Linked DNA regions of Mus musculus: region 2 is linked to region 1. Evidence: chromatin contacts called from ENCODE Hi-C or POLR2A ChIA-PET data. All regions are on one chromosome and are shown on one strand. Each heading gives the region's core, a stretch centred on a gene start or an enhancer-like site at or near the end of the contact. The rest is flanking DNA. Distances are from core to core; before and after follow the strand shown. Region 1 holds the start of Tcp11l2 (t-complex 11 (mouse) like 2). Region 2 holds the start of Ckap4 (cytoskeleton-associated protein 4).

What was found. A loop is a pair of places that touch in the nucleus more often than their neighbours do. ChIA-PET counts read pairs that join two places held with the same protein, here RNA polymerase II (POLR2A).
Region 2: a map of heart shows a loop between it and region 1 (6-fold over the local background). The contact joins the promoter of Ckap4 here to the promoter of Tcp11l2 in region 1. A Hi-C loop is called at or near these places in 14 of 37 maps with a recorded cell type or tissue (Patski, adrenal gland, gastrocnemius and 2 more). POLR2A ChIA-PET finds 5 or more read pairs at or near these places in 1 of 5 experiments (Patski).

What each region holds. Positions count from the first base shown.
Region 1 is chr10:84,574,279-84,581,900 of GRCm38, reverse strand. Tcp11l2 (t-complex 11 (mouse) like 2) reads right to left here and starts at 4,954. Exons shown (of 10, transcript NM_146008.2): 1 at 4,889-4,954. It overlaps Gm34515 (a long non-coding RNA gene), which reads right to left. Exons shown (of 3, transcript XR_380644.2): 2 at 7,254-7,292; 3 at 6,833-7,054.
Region 2 is chr10:84,528,828-84,536,449 of GRCm38, reverse strand. Ckap4 (cytoskeleton-associated protein 4) reads left to right here and starts at 2,562. Exons shown (of 2, transcript NM_175451.1): 1 at 2,562-3,003. The coding sequence starts at 2,584.

The DNA of each region.
Region 1 (7,622 bases), core at 3,705-6,204:
ATGAGACCTCACAAGGTATTCAGAGAAAGCACACATACAGTGAGCGTGTTGAACTGTGTGGGATTAAGTTTGTGTCAACACGTCCCTGGGTGGGTGGGAGGGGGGGCATCTGAGGCATGAGGCTGCAACAGATAACTGAAAAGTGCCACACTGCTTAGATGCTCTTCATCTGGCAAAGGCATCCCTGTTACAACCAGGACTCGCTGCATCCAAGCAGAGGCTTGTCTCTGAACCAAGGCACTCATGACTTCGTTAAGAAATTGTCCATTTCTCCTACGGGCATACCAAGAATGCCTGACAGTGAGATTTCATTTACTGAAGGAAAGGGTTGCTTGGGACAGTGACAAGAGACAACAGCACATGGGTGATTATGTGCTTTCCTTTGTCAAATCACCTTGGACACTAAACCACGAAAACAATTGTTATCTCAAGATAACAAAATCATGTTTCCCTACGGAAAAACAAGGAAGGCTGGCAGTGACCCTAGGACAGAACTCATACACGTGTCTGAAATATGAAACCCCAAAGCCAACGGCCTGTCCCAGTGTAAATGGTCTTCTGCAGGCGCCTTCACCAACCTTCCTTAGTCCTGAATTTCCGCATGAGTCATCTGGGGACAAATCAACTTGGCGCAAAAGGCATTGAAGACTGGATTGCTTCAGCTATTAGACTCTTAGACTGCTGATAATACAGTTGTTTTAATGAAGCGCAATGCCTTCCATACTGACAAACGTAGATCTGCCCTAGCTGATCACCAAAGCAACATAGGTAAATCAAGCAATTCTATAGGAACACCACATTTCATCCAACCTGAGGACACACTGGTCAAAGGTAAAAACAGGAGATTACCTCCAAGCAGAGCTTCCAATATTACTACAGTTGGTCATTATTTAAAGAAACTGAATGATGCTTATGTATCGTTCCATTCTTTTGTAACATATGGTATTATGCCATTCCTTCTCAGGGCAATAACTGGAGGTCAGCAGGTAAAGATGTATTGTTGAATAACTACTCATGAATAGTGGAAGTTTACTGCTAACATTTTGGAGACAAGGAATGGATACAGGAATCTAAAAGAGCCAGTCAACTGTCCCGCCACAGAGACCATGGCGATGAGCTTTTAATTTGCTTGTGATTCTTTAGTTTATATTTGATTTACATCCTTATTTCCTTTCTACACAAAACTCTTTCTATAAATGACCCTGTACTGGCTGAGGATTATAAAGATTCACCAGCTTTTGACTGTAGTTGATAAGGTCCCTGTCCTCACCTGTTATTGTGGACATAAAATACATGTGCATCCCTATAGCTTCCTATAGAATTCCTATAGAATTTTTTTTTTTCAAAACCAGAACTTGAACCAAATGCACCTCTAGGTTAGAGGTCTGCTCTTCTGGAATGGGACAGTCTGGGTTCAAAGCTGCTTGCAGGTTGTGCAGCGTGCTCCAGCTTTGTGAGCTGTCACCCATGCCAGGGTGGGGTTTGGTGATGTAGCTGTCTTTGAGTCATCTCTGTTCCTGTATGTAACCCCTCACCCATATGCTTTTAAGTACCATCAAAACCATTCGAGGTTTACCAAGCTGGACTTTGATGGTGTCCACAGTTTGGTCTGTCAGGGGCTTCCTATTCTGGGGTGTTGTGTCTTCCCAGGAAGAGTCTTTTCAAACAACAAATACAAATTCTAAGTGTTGGTCATGTCCAGATGATGTTAATTCTGCAGAATCCCACAGAATGCAAGATCTGTGAGACCATGGTGACCTTTACCGTGACTTCAAAGGATGCACTGACTTGGCTTGGGACTTCAGACAGAAAATCGTAGAAGGCATACAGCCACTACGAAGAGCCAATGCCCAGTGGAACTATGGAGTCAGGGTTAGAGCTCACGGGATTAAATTTCTCCAGAAGAGAGCTGTCAGTCTAAGCATCCAGTCTGTGAAAGCATTACCTGGGCCACAGTGTGCAGTTTTATACCAAGACCTTGGAAGCTCAAATCCTATCTTAGATGTAATGTTGTAGGGCTAGAGAGATGGCTTATCAATTAGAAACACTTGCTGTTCTTCCAGAGGACCCAGAAACTTCACCTCCAGTTTGACAGGTTTGAGAGATGAGGCCCAGTGAAAGGTTTAGGTCATGAGACTCAAGAACCAATCAATGCCAGTTATGGAAGAGCATGGAGCCACAAGTTCGTCTTTTTCTCTTATCTTAACAAAAACCTTTCGGGCTCTGCACACAGCAGACTTTTGGGGGATTGTCAGCCACCTTGTCTTTTACATTTGGAATGTAATGTCACAATTTCAAGGTACTCTTGCCTGAAGCCCCCTCATTGCCCTCATGTAAATTAGCCACCCAGAGTTCAGTTCACTGCCCAGTACATACAGGAACCCAGTGAATATCCTTATGTGAACAAATTTGGCCCCACATCTACTCATAAAATAGAGTTTTTGGGCTGTTCTGCCTGTATCACACTGCTCATTAAGCAGGTACTTACTGTAGTAGTTTAACTGTCTGTATCTCTCTTTCTAGTAACGTTTAAAATGCATATAGGAAGAAAGCATTCCCTTCTCCAGTGTCCAGTGCCTATCTCAACACAATTCCAAGGCTAGCAAGGCCTCAAGCCCTAGTAGCTTAAAGAGCACTGTACCTTGTACCACTATATTCTTCTGATACTCAATGATACAAAAAAGTAGCAATTAGAACCAACAGCTTTGGAGATGGTCTCAGTAACACACTCTGTAAGTGCTTCAGATAATTTATTTCCTCAAATCTGCAATACAACTATGTCAGGTAGGTGCTATTCTTGTTTACAATAAGAAGCCAGGGATCAGAGAGATGGCCCCACAGGTTTACAGCAGTGCAGGGGCTCCCCTCAAAAGCCAGGCAGCAGGCTGGACCCCTGAAGCCCATGCATGTTACCGTCGGGACGGCTGGAGGAAACCAGTGTCCTGCTAATCATTCTTTCCATCCCTCTCTGCCAAATTGCTCTGTCTATCATCACACGGACACTTTCACGTGTGGAAGCAAGATGACCTTACCCTGGGACAGCTGTTCAAGCACTATACCGTGAAGGACATCGCTGAAAGAGATCATTCAACAAAACAGCATTCGATCACCCCACGGTAGTGACCAAAGTCCTCTATCAGAGGGCCATTCCCTATGTTTTTCGAAATCCCTCCTTAAAACTCAGGTATTACCCAAAGGACTAACTGCTTACAGCTAGCAAGTCAAAAACATTTGGCAGTAGATTGTTCAGGTTATCCAACAAGGGCCCTGGGGAATGAAATCCACCAAGTTAAGGCTAGGATTGGGGGGGGGGGGATTAAAGAGGTGGCAAGAAGCGTTTAGTGGGTACTCTCCTTCCAAGACTTTACCAAAGTCAGGCATAAGGCACTTATAGGATAGGGGGTTAAAGGCAAGACTGAGCTCTGACGGAAAAAATTTGCAGATGCCAGACAATTTCCATCCTCGATCAAACCGTGCTTTAGCACCAGGCTAGAGTAAGGCAAAAAACACAGCACGGAGAGAACAGTACTGGTCCTCATCGAGTCTTTGCCCGCCTCGGAGAGCTAGACAAAAGCCAACAAGCCAGCCACTGTCTAAAAGGCAGATGCCCGTGCTCCACGTGTCATTACAGCATTGGGAAGGATTTCTAAGCACTTTTTATCCTGGAAAGCGTTGCCCCCGCCCCCCCCCCATCCCTGATGCCTAGTTTAACACCTGTGCTGCACACCCGGGGGGTAAGGCGCCCTTCAGCCCTGGGTCACTTCAAGTGGAGCAATGTATGAAATCCATGGGGGTAGGAAAAAGGCAGAGTAGACGGGGCGGGGTGGAGGTGGAGGTGGGATGGGGACTCCTAGCCCAGGAACCAGTGTAAGAACTGGTTGAAATTATCAGTTGGGAGGTAGGTTAACTAAGAGCTGAGAGCTGAACACCACCTTGTGCTGAGCAGCCCACTAAGGACAAAGACAAGTTGCCTGGTTTCTTTACCGTTAAGGTACCAAGACAACGATGAAAGAGGGAGGTTCCATTCTCACTGGAACCACTCAAGTGTTTCTACTCTGCTTGTAACGGTAGTTTAACAAACCCTTCTTTGTTGACTGGATTCTTGTGTTTAAACACATGATTTGGGCTTCTTGTGGTTGGGGGAGGACAGAACCTACAGTCCTGTAAAGTGCTCTACCACAGAACTACAGTCCCAGTCTAATAAACGCATTTTAGAAGTAAACATTGCGAAATCGCTCATTTAATGGAAGTTTTTCCTCTTGTACTAACGTAAACACATAACTGTGTCATCCACGTGCCACCGAATCTCGTTGCTATGTTTTGTGGCGCCACCCAAAGCAAGGCAAAGCAAGGGTCTGAGAAGGCAAGGGTCTGACCCAGATGTGACCTGAGCTGGCCTCCTGGACAGTCAAGTCCAACGGAAGTCCCAGGAGTCCTGCCCGCTCGCCCACGTTCTCTGCTCGCCCCTCCCTCTAGCAGCACCACGTTTCCTGTCAAAACAAACGTTTGGGGGAGGGGACTGCCGGGACAGAACCCAGCTCTCGAGAAACCCAGCAACAAGACCCAAACATAGGGCCGAGGCCCAGCCGGGCCCCACCGCGGCTCAGTCCCACTCCTCCAGGGACGAGGGATTGGGGACCTGACCGCACGGGGAGCCCAGAGCGTCTCGCGCCGTTGAGCACAGTCGCTGGCACGCACCCAAAGGGATGTCATCACGACCAAGCGGCCCCGGCAGAGCCTGGGCCACCACTGCCACCGTGCCCCACTTCAAGCCTTGACTCCGAGGTCAAATGTCCCGAACTCGGAGGGCACAAGGAGCCCTCCCGCTGCCATAAGGAGACGCGGTCCCCTCAGATCCCACGGCCCCTCCCCTGGGATGGGTACGCACCCCCGGATCCCGCGTAGAGACTCGAGGAAAGCTAGGTGGCGGGGGTCGCGGGGCTCTGCGTATCCCCCCTCAACCAGCGTCGCAGACAAGGGGAGACTCAGCAGTCTGTCAACTCTGGAGCCCCCCCGCAGCCCCACGCGGTATTTAAAGGGCCCAGAGGTACTCCCTGGGCGCGACCATTCGGGAAGGAACTGGAGGGGGACTATAGCACCGCGGCGCCAGAATCCAGGGCAGGGTTCTGGCGAAGATCCCTAAATTCTTGAAGAGTCTGTCTACAAAAACCATAGCTTTCTCACGTTTCTATCGTGAAGGCTGAAGAAGGCTCAGACAGAAAGCCATTTGCACACGAGAAATGTGTGCTCCCTATATTCAGTGGTGGTACGGTCCGGACCGCCAGGGGCGGGGAGAGGAGTGAACACGGAATTGGGGCAGCCTACGGCCGGGAGCGCCTGGGCTGCTGTAGGGCCTAAAGCGTTCGGAGGCGGGGCCTGGCTGTGTAAGGGCGGGGCCTAAGTGCAGCGGGTGACGCCCCCAATCCTGTTTCTTTCAGTTTACCAGGTAGGATGAAATGGACTAACTCCAACCGAACGGACAGACTTCTGGTGTCCGCTCGCGGCAGTAATATAAAAACACTACATGCCCACCTTCACAATGGCCACACACACCGGGCCAAGCGAGTCAACAACATTCCAAACAGGCTGTCCCACGCACATCAGCGTCCAACCGCGTCATCCACACGTGTCAACATGTTCTTGTAAACACGGGTCCTGATTTGCCCCTTGAATTGGACGATTGGTTTCTGGGAGCCACACCTACCTAAGCTCTCCGAAGGCTTCGCCTGTGCACAAAGATAAAGTGTCTTACTTCTTCTAAGGGTTCTTTGGCGGCGCTTATCTTGGGGAGAGTTTTCAACCAGGCTTAATGTAAATAAGTGCTGGGAGGGGCTCTTGTGTGGTCAGGCTTACTAAGCATAACTTCTCGTGAGCTTGCTTCTGGGCATAAAGAAACAGAACCACTATTTTGCCAGGTACAAGTTGGTATTACTTGTGGGTAGCGTCATACAAAAAAAATAAATGAACTTTATATAAGCTGAAATATTCCTGTTTAGGACTAAAATCATATCGGATTGTGGAGGCAAATTGTCTACTATCATTCTAGAAAGAAGAAAACCAAAAGCAGACAATAGTTTAAAGCAAGATAGAAATACAATTGTACAGCATGGACTGGTCTGAGGTTATAACCAAGTCCCTAACATTTGCCTACCCAAGAGATCTTCTTGTTCAGTGGGATAAGAATGGAACTAAAGCACTCTTAGAAGCTCACTGTTAGCTACTGAACCTAGTTGGCAAGTTATTCTGAACAAGAAAACCTACCTAGAGATTTGTATCCATTTGTATCTGTCACTCTAGAAATTACACAACCTAAAGTGGAGCCACGGCTGCTAAGAATCCTTGCTGCTCTATCATGAGGACCACAGGCAATTTCAGATCTCATCATCCACACTGGACGGCTCTCAAACACTGTAGAACACTCTAGTTCTAAAGGATGCAGTGCTGTCTTCTGGACTCCTCCACACACAAGCACACACAGCCATAGCGCATGTACACTCTCCCACAAAGAGGGACATTCACCTCAATGGTAAAAGAAATCTTAAAAAGGCAGTAAAATATACAACCTGCTACAGATCAAGAGATTAAAGAGAAAGTGCTGCTGTCACCCAGGCTCTTTCCCATAAACCCACTGTTATTTATAATATCACTTGCTGGAATAAACAGATGTCAGAAGCCCCCAGTCTCAAGGCTTGCCAAACAACCGCCGCCACCCAACTGCTCTACAAACCTCCACAGCAAAAAGATTAACCAAAAATATTTCTAAATTCCTGGTGGCCATGTAACAATGACACATGAAAACAGTGTGTGCTTTGCAAAGCTTCCTACTAACCTGCTAAGTGTTGTGCTGTGTCATTAACTAGGAGCAGGTGAGCATAAATCAGCACAGTTGTCCAGTCACCCTGGGTGACTAACCCATTTTGACACTTCTTTTGAAAAGTTTAACTATGTAACTCTCGAAAACACAAAGGAGCCATTTCCCTCAGAGCAGATGAGTCCATTTGCAGCTTGTTGAGTGAGATTCTCCAAGTGGAATGGAATAGGGTAGAGAGCCAAGCTAGGAAGACAGAAGATACAGGAAACAAGTCTTCTTCTATTGCTTTCATTTAAATAACTTCTTATTCAAAAGCCCACTGTAGAATTTCTGCTCTCTGCCTGAGTTGTGCTGTTAAATAGAAGGCAGTTCTCTCACCCCCCTCTCAAAAAAAGCTTTGTATCACATCCTTGCCACACAGATCAAAACATAAAGTCCTCACCTCTTAGGTAGTGTTTATGACTTTCTTGGAGGCAAATATCTGAAAAGGAAACCACTTTAGTAAGTAAAATAATTAAAGTTTTATTTGAAGAAATCTTATTATTGCATCTAATCTTGGGCTTGTATTTGTTTATTTGAGACAGGGCCTCACCACGTATCCTGGGCTGGCCACAAACTTCTGATCTTTCTTCCTCAGGCCTCTGGAGTGCTGTGTTTACAAGCAGGTGGCATGGCATCCAGTTTTGTACTTAATATTTGTAAATTACCTGCTTTGAACCATTGGGAAGACTGGTGGTAATAGCTTTGTTTCCCCTCAAAGTACAACTTGTTTTAGAAATTACACATTTTATCTGATATTATTGGCAAAACA
Region 2 (7,622 bases), core at 1,313-3,812, 43 kb after region 1:
ACATGGGTTCTGGAGATCAAATGCAGGTCCATGTGCTTGTAAGGCAAGCACTTTATCAACCCAGGCATCGCTCTGACCTGTCACCCACTCTTCTCCAGTGCTTGACAGGAGAAAAGCCAAGATGCCTCCCATTCCCACCCCAGCTCTCACATGTAACTCCTAGAAAAAAAAAAAACTAAACAACACTGATTATTTTCACTAACAAATAAACGACTGTTTTCTTTAAGGAACAGATTCATGCCATAATAAAAAGGAGCTTTAGAGATGTGCTTTACAGAGAAGGTGGCCCTGAAGTCCAGAGGGGGAGTTATGTCCACTACTCAAGGTCATGGAATTTGATGGCAAAGCCACGGCTCAAAGAGCAAACAGGGCTCCTGCCTCCAGGCCAGAGCTTGGCTGGGTTCCAGCCTGCTGCTGTCTCCTTAACACAGACGATGGAGGAGAAGGTCTCCATTCGCACATCAGTAATCTTAATCACACCTTGAACTGAGATGGTTTTTAAGCAAGGTAGTCCTGGTCATCTTAGGACTCTCATCTCCTGTCTCCCTGTACTTCAGGCTGAGGAACCCTGTGCTTTGTTGAGCTAAGAGGTTTCTGCTACAGTATCTGCTATTCAGCCCAAGGAGGGGGCGTTCTCTTCTGTCTAGAGCAGATGCTTTCGCTAGGGCACACTCTGGCCCAAATTTAATCTCCTCTGTGTTTTCCCCACAATAGCAGTGACTCTCCTGCTTCTTTTGCTACCTTATTTTGTGGCCTTTTGCAATGGGCAGCCATTCTCTATACACAGCACACACCCTTCTAGTCAAGACAGGTGTCCTGGGCTTACCCCACTTCCTGCTCAGAAATAGCCTTCCTGTTCTCCTACTATGCAAATTCATTCTCCAAATTATTCCTCATTCTCTACTCTGTGTACAGCTCACGGTTTGCTTTCCAAGTTCTCTTTTCATTTATTGTCTCGGTTCTTAGGCGTTGGTTTTTAAAACATTAAAACATGCTTTCCCCCACCCCCACCCCCACCCCCTGCCAGGACCCAGAGCCCGTGATCACAGGCACATATGTGCCTATTCAGATTTTAAAGGTGATTTACGAAAAGAATGAGGAGCAACAAGATTGTCCTTGAGGAAGGTGCCTCTAGCAGTGGACAGACATCTCTCTGGCACACAGTGGGCCTTCAGCAAAGTTTTGCCCTTGTAAAGTTGCACATTCAGTGTCTCCTCGAAAATACTTTTCTCAAGAGGGGTATTGTCGGGCATGTGACCACCAAAGTATGGAAGTGGTGGTATTTGAACATGGGAAGATTCCAGTTTTGTTTCTAATTTTTTCCCCCTTCTAAGCAGATTGGGAGGAAGTTACAGACAGAAGAAATAGCATCCCTACTTCTGCCGCGCAGAAGTACACACTAGGACTGCGGGAGCCAGGTGCAGGGGAAAAGGTCCAGATTGGTATTACCAATGATCTGCACTGATGGTGGGCTCTGGTTTCCCTCCCAGTCATGAGTGAAGACTCACCCATGGGCTTCAGAAGCATCAGCCCAAGGTTCAAAACACGGCTGTGTGGGACCTTGAGGCATTCTGTTGGGGTCGAGGCTCAGCCTTGTGTGTTTCCTATAAAATGGGCAAATGTAATCTCAACCGTTCAAAGCTTTTGCGAGGATTTTAGAGCCCATACCAGCTGATAAGCACAGGTCTGGCACTGCTATATTTCTTTTTACAAATGTGGAAGTGACAACCTCAACCTGTGTCCCTCTAAGTGAGGGTGCTGATGGCTTCTCTACACTCAACCCAGAGCCTGTCAGGAACTGGAGCTGTGGAGAGACTGTATGATACCCCAAAAGAAAAGAGAACCAAGGGGCCTGGGGGTGTTGCATACAGTCTACTGCCCAGGCAAAGAGGGTCTGTAACTCAGTAACTCAATAACTCAGTAACTCAGCTCCCTAGGACAAGTTCTAGTCCATACCCAAGGTGCTTGGGTGCAGAGTCCTTCGAGCCCAAAAATTCTCGGGAAGAGACAGGCCTGGCCCGGCTGCAGGGCGGCCTTAGAGGAGGGGTGTTCCCGGCTTAGTGGTGGGCAAGTAGGGCGTCTGACCCCCCCCCCCCCCGTCCTGTCCCCACCTTCCAGAACCGTGCTTTCCGCTCCCCCTAGCACTCCCCCTCGGCCCGGGTGGGGATCGTGCTCAGCACAGTGCTCAGGAGGCACCCCCACCCCGCTGACTCCTCTCGAGGGTAGCCGGGGCACTGGGAGTCTCAGCCATCCGGGCAGCCGCGCCCAGCCTCGCCCCGCCGGGCTCCGCCCGCCCTCCGCGGGGTCGCAGCGAAGGGAGGAGGGGCGGCGGCCCGCTTGCGTGGCAGGCGCTCGGGCTGGGCTCGGCCTCCCTTCCCGGGAGGCGGGGTCGGCGCCGCGGCGGCGGCGGAGCCAGGCCCCCTCCTCCTTCCGCGGCCGGCCTCCTTCCTCGTCGCCCCACGTTCCCGGCCGCTCCGACGCCGCTGCGCCCGCGTGCCGCCCGCGCAGTCCCCGTGGGAGCCGGAGCCAGCGTCCCGGGCCGCGCGCCCCGCTCGCCCATCCCGCCGAGCCGCCGCCGCCGCCATGCCCTCGGCCAAACAAAGGGGCTCCAAGGGCGGCCACGGCGCCGCGAGCCCCTCGGACAAGGGCGCCCACCCGTCGGGCGGCGCGGATGACGTGGCGAAGAAGCCGCCGGCGGCGCCGCAGCAGCCGCAGCCTCCCGCGCCGCACCCGCCGCAGCACCCGCAGAACCAGGCGCACCGGGGCGGCCACCGCGGCCGGTCCTCAGCCGCCACCGCCAACGCGTCCTCCGCGTCCTGCTCGCGCAGGCTTGGCCGGGTGCTCAACTTTCTCTTCTACCTCTCCCTGGTGGCGGCGGCCGCCTTCTCGGGCTGGTATGTCCATCACGTCCTGGAGGAGGTCCAGCAGGTCCGGCGTGGCCACCAGGACTTCTCCCGTCAGAGGGATGAGCTGGGCCAGGGCTTGCAGGGCGTCGAGCAGAAGGTGGGTACTCCAGCTTTTGCGGGGTCGGGACTCTACTCCTGCCCTCCCTGAAGGGGCCCTGGTCCTTTCCTGCCCAGGCCCTGTGGCAAGAGCTGGGACCCCAGCGCCCTAGTCGCCAGGGCGGTCCCAGACCCGCTTTGTTAATGGTCTCAGAGAGGGATGGAGCGGACTCTGAGGATGGCCAGACCATTGGGGGAGGATGGGCCAAGGGCCTGTCACAGGACATTAGCGGTGACCTGTAAGGAAGCCGGCAGGCTCTACGTAGCCCATTCTTTTTGCATTAGGAACCGTTGAATGGACAGAGTTGCCCGAACAGGAGCCTGGAAGGGAAATCATCGCATCCCCGGAAGCCTCTAGTCAAGACTTCACCTTGGCTATGCCAGTAGGAGTCACCCGAGCCAGTTTTTAATAGACCTAGAGTTTTGGGGGTGGGGGTGGGGGAAGCTAGTGAGCTTAGTCATTTGCTAAGTTCAGATGAAACGTCTATCTTTAGGTCCCTTGTCCTTAGCTGGACCAAGGAGCCCATGTGGGCCTTTGAAGTCGCCTACTCCAGCTTTAGGGGAAACACAGGCCAGAAGTATTAGATCACACTTATGTGGTGTGTAGACAGCGTATTCATGTATTTTATTTCCTCACTCAAAGAGTTAACTAGAGGGAGGAAGAGAGGGCTGACAAATTTGACTCCATTTTCCAGACCCGAATATTGAGGTTTAAGAGACACAAAGTGAGTTGACACAGACCACAGCTGGCTTGAGTCGCAGATTGTGGAAGAAAGTGTGGGCCATTCGTGAGGAAGGATTCCCCAGCGAGCTGTTTCAGGAATGACCAGACAACTCTCATGGCAAACTGCTCAGTTTCTACCCTTCCAGCCCAAGTGTAGCCCCCTTCCCTCTAGTGCCTTCTCCATCCTCTCCACCCACATCCTTGCTCAATGAAACGCACTTGCTGGACGGAAACAAAAAATCCCGCCATTTCTGAGCCCGGAACCACGGCCTCCTTTCCCAGCATGCCGCTTGCCCTGCCAAGTCCCTACTTTTTTGTTGAGTGTGCACCACTAGGAATTTCCTCTCAAGACTGGAAGAGCAACTGGAGTGAGTCAGCCTGTGAAGTGGTGTAGGCCAAGGGAGGTGACTTAGCTGGGGAAATGAAGTGGGCGATTCTGCTCTGCCTGCTGAATGTCAGACCATCCTAAGAACACAGACACCCCGCGGGAGTCTGATCGCTAGCCCGTTTCCTCTCTTCCTAATCAGTCATAATATTTATTGAAGCCTGATAGTTGTATGGCTGTGCGTGAGCCCTGTGGAGGATATGGAGGAGGAAAAGGCGCAGATCAAGCTTGTGAAGTGGCATCCTAAGTAGGTTTCAGGGGTGGGGAACTTATGCACACTTTGAGAAGAAAGGGCTTGTGGGTTTGTATGTGGGACAGGGCTGGTCATTAGAAGTATCAGGAGATGGCATGACCCCATACAGGTAAGGGGACAATCTCGACTATACCTGAAGGACAGAAGGTAGCTAGCCTTCCAGTGACAGAATACAGGGGAAGTTGGAAGCTTGAGCCCAAAGTGGTTAGATCCAGGTTGAAGAACATGGGTGTTAGTTCCTATGTTGCCTTTTGGTCTCTTTGTTGGTTTTACCCCTTCCCATTCACAGCTGTATGCAAATCGCTTTCCTCTTTGAGCCTGTTTCTCATTCTCCAGGCAAGAGGAAGGCGCCATCAAGGTTTGTAAGAACTGGGATTGGGGATAGCCCAGCTGGTAAAGTGCTTACTGTGAAAGCATAAGAACATGGGTTCAGATTTCTCGGGCCTGTGTAAAAGTCCACACTTGGAATCCCATTGTTGGGGAGGCACAGACAGGAGGTATCTCTGGAGTTTGCCAGCCGGCCTGTCCAGCCAAATCGGGGTACTCCAGCTCCAGTAAGAGACCTTGTGTCAAAGAAACAAACAAACACACAAACAAGTGAACAGGGAGAGCAGTCAGTGTCTGGCCTCTGTATGCCTGCGACAGCCCCGTTGACTGTCAGCCATTAGTAGTAGCACCGGCCTGTCCACTGTTACCCCAGAAGGCTCCACAAAGGCAGGGATGGAGTTGCAGCCATTATTCCGTCGCTGGCATTCACGCACCACACAGCAGACATCCCCCACATGTCAAAAGGACAGACATCCATCCAGTACATTTTAACTGTTATGAGCACTTTGTGCATAAAGAAGCACACACACACACACCCCATGACCTCAGAAGGGGAGACACTGGGTTCCTTGGGGGACTGGTAATAGTTTCTGATCTGATTAACTTCCTAGCCATTTGTGAAGTGCCAACCTGGGATTAAATAGGAGCTCGGCCTGCCCAGGCTTTATCAGGCAGTGCTCTGAATTCCTCCATTCTTTGGTCCATTGAGAAAACACTGAAGGTAGCCTGCCATGTTGCAGGCTCTGGGCTCACCCCCATGCTTCTATTTTCAGTGCTGTGCTTAGAACAGGAAGGCATTGTGATTTACTAACCCAGTTTTAGAGGTCACCTCTCTCTAGTGCCTTCTCGGCGTATTCTTTTATGACTCAGGTTGTATTTGGCTGGGGAGGGGAGTCGTCGGATCCAACCTGGGACTTGGGAAGTGAACGTGATTTTGAGTTCCTGGAGCAGTCGGTGGGCATGCGCTGCAGCCAGGGTATCCTGTGTGCATCCCTGTTCTGTTTCTCCTTTGGCATTGAGTGGAAGATGTTGCTAGGAGTCCGTGAGCCTCTGAGGAACTCAGGACAGAGCTTAGCCTGGTGAAGACAGTAGCTACTGCGTGGAGCGGCCAGCGAGGGTTAGGCACAGTTAGGCACTTTACTTGTTTAGACTCATTCAGTTCTCACGGTGACTATCGGTGAGTCAGGTACTATTTTTGTCACACCTTGTGGCAAAGGAAACAAGTTACATACAGACAGTATGTAACGCGTCCAGGAGCAAACAGCAGTGAAGCATTGAGCTAAGATTTGCCTACCCAGCTTGGCTTCAGAGCCTTATTGTTTAATTTGTTGGTGTTTTGTTTTGTTTTGTAAGATAGCATTCCATGTAGCCCAGACCAGCCTCAGATGTAGCCTAGGATGATTTGAACGTCTGATCTTTCTACTTCTCCCTCCTGAGTGCTGAGGTTACAGGAGTGTGCCACCAGACCCGATTTATTAAGTGCTTGGCCCTCTAACCTAGGTCTTGTGAATGCCAGGCAAGCAACCTATTTCATCTCTTGTTTAAATGGAGAGGAACACCCCCCCCACACACACACAGAGATTTCTTTTTATTTTATGTGTTTGGGTGTTATGCCTGCATGCATGCTTGGTACCTGAGGAAGTCAAAGGAGGACATCAGGTCCTAAGGAACTAGAGTCACAGCCATGTGATTGCTGGGAATCGAACCTGGGACTTCTGGAAGAGCAGTCAGTTCTCTTAACCACGTAGGCATCTCTCCACCCCTGGAAAACTTTCAAACTTAGTTTAACCTAGAATGGCAGTCTTCCTCCCTCTTTGAAATACGTTTAATTGTTGACTGTTAAAAACATCATTTATCGCACAGAGCGCTCCACACTGGCTTTAGCTGGTAACAACCTCATGGTGTCTTAGCGGGTGTCTCTTACATAGTCCAGAAATAGTTAGTTGAACCTAGGGACTTACAGAATCAAGGCTACACTGCCGGGATGCTTACTCTTCTTTCATTATTATTATTATTATTATTATTATTATTATTATTATTATTACTATTACTATTTTGTCACCAGACATTACAGGTGTCACACCTAAGACCTAGGTTCCTGACCAGCAGGGCTTCTGCGTCAGTGTGCCAGCCCAGCGTGATTGGAGTTGCTGGGCTAGTTGAGAGTGGCGTTTATGCCGAATGAATGGGTAGCAACAAAATCACAGTGTGTTCTCAAAGGCCAGAGTGTCCCAAGAAATCACCTGGCCCACTGCTCGCATTTTTAAATGAGGACACTGAAGTCGGACAGTGGCTGGCCAGAGACCGCACACCTGGAAGTGATAGATACCGACCTCGACTTAATCTCTTAGCGTTGTGCCTAGTGTCTCCATGTGTCTCAGGCTATTTCCTAAGAAAATTTGTGATGCTCAGCTGCAAGTGCTAGAAAGCCAGCCCAAAATAGCAGAAGGAGGGAGGGAGGGAAGGAAGAGAGTATAGACTGTTCTGATTGGCCCAACAGTTCAAGAGTAAACTCCCTCAGAAACAGCTGTATTCAGGGATTGAGTTACATCTTCAGAATGTCATCTTGCCTGTTTCCGTGTGCTGTCTTGATTGATGAATGGGTTTCTGGTCACGTGCTGGTCTGAGCAGCTCTAGGCCTCCCTCATCCTGTAGCCAGCAATCTCAGTGGGAAAAGGCGTTGGCCACCCTGTCAGCCTGCCTGGCACTCATCTGTTCATGGCTTGTCGGTTTGCTAAGAGGAGAGGGTTGACAGTCGCATATGGACTATGCTGACTGGTCTGATGTGGGTAATGAGCCGACTCTGGAGTACCTGGAGGGGCCGTGCAGTTGGTGATCACAGCCACCACGTAAAACTACCTTTAGAAGGAGAGCGCTGATCTGGAGGCTCCTGGGACGGGCCATGCAGAGAATAGCGGTAGCTAGCGTAAG